Regions from separate parts of the Homo sapiens genome. Here region 2 is linked to region 1. A link is a contact called in ENCODE Hi-C data. All regions are on one chromosome and are shown on one strand. Each heading gives the region's core, a stretch centred on a gene start or an enhancer-like site at or near the end of the contact. The rest is flanking DNA. Distances are from core to core; before and after follow the strand shown.

What was found. Hi-C counts contacts between places; a loop is a spot of excess contacts on that map. Pooled maps may share reads with other maps.
Region 2: a loop to region 1 is called in a map with no recorded cell type, with 2.5 times the contacts of the local background. The contact joins two enhancer-like sites. A Hi-C loop is called at or near these places in 2 of 37 single-sample maps with no recorded cell type and 2 of 50 pooled maps.

What each region holds. Positions count from the first base shown.
Region 1 is chr5:90,639,041-90,642,259 of GRCh38, forward strand. All of the region lies in intron 11 of ADGRV1 (adhesion G protein-coupled receptor V1), which reads left to right. Among named protein-coding and RNA genes, the nearest start is that of ADGRV1, 82 kb to the left of the region's middle. Within about 2 kb of position 1,496, at least 4 of the 41 ENCODE cell types and tissues checked have a DNase peak (open chromatin) inside an H3K27ac peak, as active enhancers do.
Region 2 is chr5:91,278,572-91,281,762 of GRCh38, forward strand. No RefSeq gene overlaps it. Among named protein-coding and RNA genes, the nearest start is that of LUCAT1, 34 kb to the right of the region's middle. RefSeq lists enhancers at 947-1,888, 1,887-2,146, 1,889-2,830. Within about 2 kb of position 1,585, at least 39 of the 41 ENCODE cell types and tissues checked have a DNase peak (open chromatin) inside an H3K27ac peak, as active enhancers do.

The DNA.
Region 1 (3,219 bases), core at 246-2,745:
AAAAAAACCAAAAAGCAAAAACCAATTTACAACACACACACACACACACACACACACGCTCGCGCACACACACACACAGAGTCTAGATGACTTATGGTTTTAATATATGTTTCAGACTCGATCTTAAGAAAAGGTATTTCATACGATGAAAAAATCAGTAAAATGTAATGAAATGTAAATTGGAAATTATTTTTTTCATTTTTGTTTTTTTCCTTAAGTAAGGTGTAAGCATTCAGTGGACAATCTTGAAAACAACTAAAGAAACAGAAACAGTGATGATAAACCAATGCTGTGGGAATCTGTAGAAACTTTGTTAGCTTAGCTGACAGTTTCTACTCTCAACTAAATGTTTAAAGAATGATTTACACTATCCATCTGCAAATTGATAGTGACTATTCTTTATATTCTTTCTAACTATTCATTTTTAAATCTTATGTAAACATTTGAAATTAAGTATAATTTTTAAGGGTTTATTTTGTTCTTCTTTTTCTATCCCCTATGGGTAAAAATAGTACATAGTAAAAAAAGTACATAAGGAAGTACAAATCATGAGGTAGAAAATTTCAGAAATTATTGGTTCTTTTCAAATAGAGGAAATTAGTTCAAATATATATTAAAATGTTTTAATTTGACTAGTAATTGGTGCATACTTGTATTATCTCATTTGTGTGTGAACAAGAATGAGCAAATTACATTTGAGTGTTCAGAAACATTTAGTTAAATAAAATTTAGATACTGTATTTTATCAAAAACTCCCTCTTAATTTTGCAAATTTTTAACAAAACTTGAGTGAAAGAATAAATGAATGATAGCAAGCATGATTACAATAAATCACATCACAATATTGCAATGAAAATAGTTAACAGTTTATTGTGATAACAGTTTATAATTTCCTCTCAATGTCAAATCCAAGTTCAAATTCTCTATATTTCAACTCAATATAGACAAAAGTTGCCCTGATACTAAAAAACTTGTGGTGCTTTCAAATAACATGCTGGTTAAAAATATTCTATTTAGTTTTCCTCAAATCACAAACAATGTCATTATGCCAGTTTATTTCAGAAAAATTTTGGTGTATGTGGTATATAACCCTATATTTATAAATGGTGCATTTGACTTTAAAAATGAAGCTCTAGGGCTCTACATTTGACATGTGCTTTCAAGGCTGTTTGAAAATGAAATACACTGTGGATTTGGAAAAGTGTTTTGGTTTCCTGATGCCAAGTTGTATTTAAGTAATTTTTGGCAGAATTAAAAGGTGCAATGATATGGCTTCTTCAGTATGTTCCTGTGCAAATGATATAGGTATAGATTTCTCTAGTTACACAGTTTTGTTTTTTCTAACTCAAAGAACAACTGGCTTTAGATCTGAGACTAAAGGTTTTTATTTTTTTTTAAATCTAATTAAAGCTACTAAGTAATTATAAGCAGGGCTGAATGAAATTTGTTCAGCTGCTGTGGTTTGTGAGCCTGTACAGTGCTTGGCAGGCACAGGCGCCTTGGAGGAGGCCTGGAAAGGAATGTCTTGAATGGGTCTTGACAAGCTTGCTGGCCATGGGGTCATCTTCCATAAGTGGGAACTGCCGAACCTCTTGCTAGCATTTGTCAATAGCAAAGAATCCAGGGTGCAGAGTTCCCATAAAACGCACATTACTAGCTCTTGGGAAAAAAGGAAGCCTTTCTTTAGCTTTATTTTTCCCTTGCCATTCTAAGTTTCTCACAGTATTAGTGAGATTTTAGCAAATGGTGCCCTGCCTCCTTTTTCCCCTTCCCACACTTCTTTCTGTGTTGACAGGGTAGAAACTGAAAGGTTTGTCGTGTATTTTGGGTAAGTGTACAAAATAATACCTTGTTTTTGGTGATTCAGTATTTTGTTTTGCAAGTGATTGTTTTTGGACGAGACTGCTGTTCTGCATGATTACAGGTCTTGGGAAATTTTGCTTGTCCACCTGGCCATGCATGCTTTGTGTGCAGTTTCATTTTCTAATGATAAGGGGAGCTTACACAAAGTTGTTTATTTATTTTTGGTCCTAAGAGTTTTGCACTGTGAATGCATTTAAAGTATTTTGAAATTTGAGAATTAGTGTAATGACATTTAGACGAACTTAAAATTTTTAACTTTCCTTGTAGGTCCACATAACCTCAAGAACAATTACTGTGCTGTACTTCTGAAATTTTTACCCAATGTCTTTTATGAATCTTGTAGCTTGTTTAACAGAGAATTAGCAATCAATTATCTGAACGGTTCCATTGGTTTTCTGAGAGCATCTAAGCAATTTATTGCTTATATCTCAGAGCCGTATACAGAACTTTTCAGAATTTGCATTTCACTTAAGGGTAGCATATTTTAAGAAAGTTTAAAAATAAATTTGTTTAATGTTCAGAATGGATTTTTATATTTTGCATTCTGATCCAGTTTTTTCTTTCCTAGCTTATGTGGATATAAGAAATTTTAATTAATGAGGATATTGATATAAATGATGGACAAATTTGGTATGAAAATTATGACTGTTTTAACAATATAAAATAACTCTCCTATTATTTAGACTATTCTGTGGCCACTAGCATGCTAAGTATTATCAGATTTCTAAAAACTAGGGAAGGATGACAATTCAGATTCTCTGTTAAATAGGAAGTGAGCTTTTTTTCTACATATTTCTACATATGAATTGTGGTTTCATTGTGATTTGAAGTCTGAGCATGAATATATTTTTGGTTCAATAGGACGTGACATTTCGCAAGGTTTAGAGCAGCTTGCAGGATTGATAATTCTTAAGAGCCTGCTGGCTTTTAAACTCTCAGAACATTGCAGTCCAAGTCCCTTTGATCATTCTAATTATGCTTTGAACGTTAAAACCAGAAATTTAAAAAACATGTTGTTTTAATATGTTCTTTTGGAGATACGTAGGAATTGGTATAACATGTCATGCATCTCAGATCTATTCTATTCTTTTTTTTCTTATATTCCCTACATTTTCTTTTATACTAAAAGACAAAAAAGCACAGGTTTAAAATTAAGGAGAATAGAAGGCATTTGAAACCACAACATATTCCTAAAATGTAATCACAATTGTGTTTATTTTTTATCAGCGTGGCTTGCTTTAGTCCATTTAGTTATCCAGCTATTATGTGCTCTATTCAGTTAGTATAATCTTATGTAATGAGTTTTAAAAATAAATTCAAGTGTATGTAAAATTGAAACACAATTTTGTTTTAAGC
Region 2 (3,191 bases), core at 335-2,834, 640 kb after region 1:
AATACAAAAATTATTCAGGCATGGTGGCACACACCTGTAGCCCCAGCCCCTGGGGAGGCTGAGGTGGGACTATCACCTGATTCTGGGGAGGGTGAGGCTGAAGTGAGCCAAGATCCCACCACTTCACTTTAGCCTAGGCGAGAGAGTGAGACCATGTCTCAAAATAAGTAAATAAAAATAAAAAGGAAGAAAGAAAAAGAGCCGAGTGGTGGTGCACGCCTGTAGTCCTAACTACTGGAGAGGCTGAGGCGGAAGGGTTCCTTGAGCCCAGGAGTTCGAGGCCAGCCTGGGCAACACAGAAAGACTCTCTCTTTTTTTTTTTTTTTTTTTTTTTTTTTTTTTTTTTTTTTTTTGAGACGGAGTCTCGCTCTGTCGCCCAGGCCGGACTGCGGACTGCAGTGGCGCAATCTCGGCTCACTGCAAGCTCCGCTTCCCGGGTTCACGCCATTCTCCTGCCTCAGCCTCCCCAGTAGCTGGGACTACAGGCGCCCGCCACCGCGCCCGGCTAATTTTTTGTATTTTTAGTAGAGACGGGGTTTCACCTTGTTAGCCAGGATGGTCTCGATCTCCTGACCTCATGATCCACCCGCCTCGGCCTTCTCTCTTTAAAGAAAAAAAAAAAAAAAGAAAAGAAATTTGTCTATATAAATATACAGTTAAAGCAAACAATATAATATATAAAACCAAATTTGGAAATATTTTTTCCTTCCATCAAAACTTAAACATCAATTTTAGAACACAGTGTTCTATATCGTAAGGAGTCCTAGAGTCTACCCAGTATAATGTCTCACATCCTCGCCCTCTTGCTATAGTTGTCAAACCTAAATGTACCTAAGAATCACTGATAGGTAGTTGGTTAATACGATGGATTATTTCTAGGCCCCGACCTCAGACAGGTGCCTCCATGCCCCCACCCAGCCAGGACATTCTGAGTCTGTAATTTGAAGTGAGCTTCAAGAATCTGCATTTTTACCGCGGCGCTTTTGATGCAGGCGGTCCACGGTAAAGTTAGAGAAATGCTGCCCTGCTGCTGCGCTGCAGATTGAACTCTGGGGAAGAAGAAATGAGCACGACCGGGAGCGGTCCATCTAAACCGGTCCATTTAGATGGACAGGTTTTAGCAGTCCATCTAAATCTGTCTCAGGAGCTTTCTTTCTTTCTTTTTTTTTTTTTTTTTTTTTTTTTGAGACGGAGTCTCGCTCTGTCGCCCAGGCTGGAGTGCAGTGGCACTCACTGCAAGCTCCGCCTCCCAGGTTCACGCCATTCTCCTGCCTCAGCCTCCCGAGTAGCTGGGACTACAAGCGCCCACCACTACGCCCGGCTAATTTTTTGTATTTTTTAATAGAGGCGGTGTTTCACCGTGTTAGCCAGGACGGTCTCGATCTCCTGACCTCGTGATCCGCCCGCCTCGGCCTCCCAGAGTGATGGGATTACAGGCGTGAGCCACCGCGCCCGGCCTGTCTCAGGAACTTTCAAAGGGGAGTGGCAGACAGAAAATGAGCACGGTATCTAATCAGCAAGTAGGATTGCAAATAAGAACGCCTTTATGAAGGCCCCAGTTTTTACAGTAAGTCCCTCACTGCCCGCACACAACGATGCCAAGTTCCAACCTGATTTGCGTCACCACAGTTGTGGGTTTGCGCCAAGGTTAGTTATCAAGCGTAGTGAGAGGATAAATTCACAAAATGAGGGACAAAAATAAGACGAGAGCTGGGTACAACGGAAGTGAAACCTGGGTGGAGGTCATCTCCAAATCACAGTGGAAGGACGATGTCAGGGATTTGTCCCAACACTCTTTTGATGAAAGAATTTGATTAGTGGACTATTGCACTCTTAAAGGCAAAGAAAACAAAGCACGGCAGTGCCCCGCTCGGTCGGGATTCAAAAGCAGTGAAAGCTGCCTTGCTCTGTTTAAAGCGACAGGACTGCTCTGCTATTCAGGAAAGACTAAGGAGGCAGCGGTATCTGCGAAGTCCTGCGAGCTCCCGGCGACAGGAGTAGCGCGAGCAGCTGACGGGGGAAATCCACTGGCAGCGAGTCGGATGAGTCAGCGCTGAGTCACGCTCGGCGCTACGTGCCGGCCTGGGCGGCCGCAGCCCGGGGCCCGCAGCCGCGGAGTCAGCAGAGATCCGCCGCTTCCTGGAAGACCCTCCCTGCGCCTGAGGGAGGGGGCGGCGTCGCCTCCTCGCGCCGCCAAGGCCCCCTGCAGTCACACACTCGCCCGCACGCACGACCTCCTCGCTCCATCCTGGGGACATCCAGGATTCACCCCCGAGGGGAAGAGTCCCATGTGACAAATGGTTAGAGCTTGGGCGGATGCTTTCATCCCATGTGTTTCCTCAAAGCTGAGATTCCAGCGCTCTTGCTCTTTTCGTGTTGTTGTTAGGTTTTTAACTTTTTTTTCCCGTTTCCTGGCAGAGGATTAACACGCTGATCTTTTTATAGTTTCCAATATTTTAAATGAAGCACAAGAAGAATGGATTAATAAAACGTGTTGAAACTTAAGCATCAAATCGTCACACTGCTCTGGGTTCTAAAATGACTAGAAAGTGACTGCACTAGAAGCTTTGAATGTTGGGTAACTGGGAAGGATTAACTCGGTTCTGATGTGCCCTTTGTTAATGAAAATCAAATCTTTGCTATTTGTCCAACCACCCTTATAATAACTAAATTTGTCTAAAGACTGGAGACATGTGTGGTAATAATTAGATATGGAGTCACCAAAGAACAGGGTAGCCATGCCTTTGTGTTTTCTGTGCCTTAACTAACATTCTGTTGTCCTAATGTGCAAATGATACATTGTTGGTTTTAAAAAATATTATGGCAATGTTTATATCCATGCTGAGAGTTAATAGCAGGTATTGTGTCATGAAGTGCAGCTAGTCAGTGAGATAGTCCTGATACAGGTGGGGTAATTATTATTTAGGGACAATTTGCGGCTGTTTTTCAAGACAGACTGGGTCTTTAGAAGTTGTGCCAGCTGTTACCGGTGGTTCTGCTTCATTGGGAGAATTATTTCCCTCCTTATCCCTGTGTACGTGTGAAATGATGCAAAACAATAGAGTGTTCGTGTAGTTTGACTGCTTTTCTTGCAGGCAAGGAGACTGAAGTAATTAGAGGTTGAACTGACTCACCAAGGTTACTGGAGAAGCATGACTACCCAATTTTGTAAAGGAGAGAAAAGCCCCAAA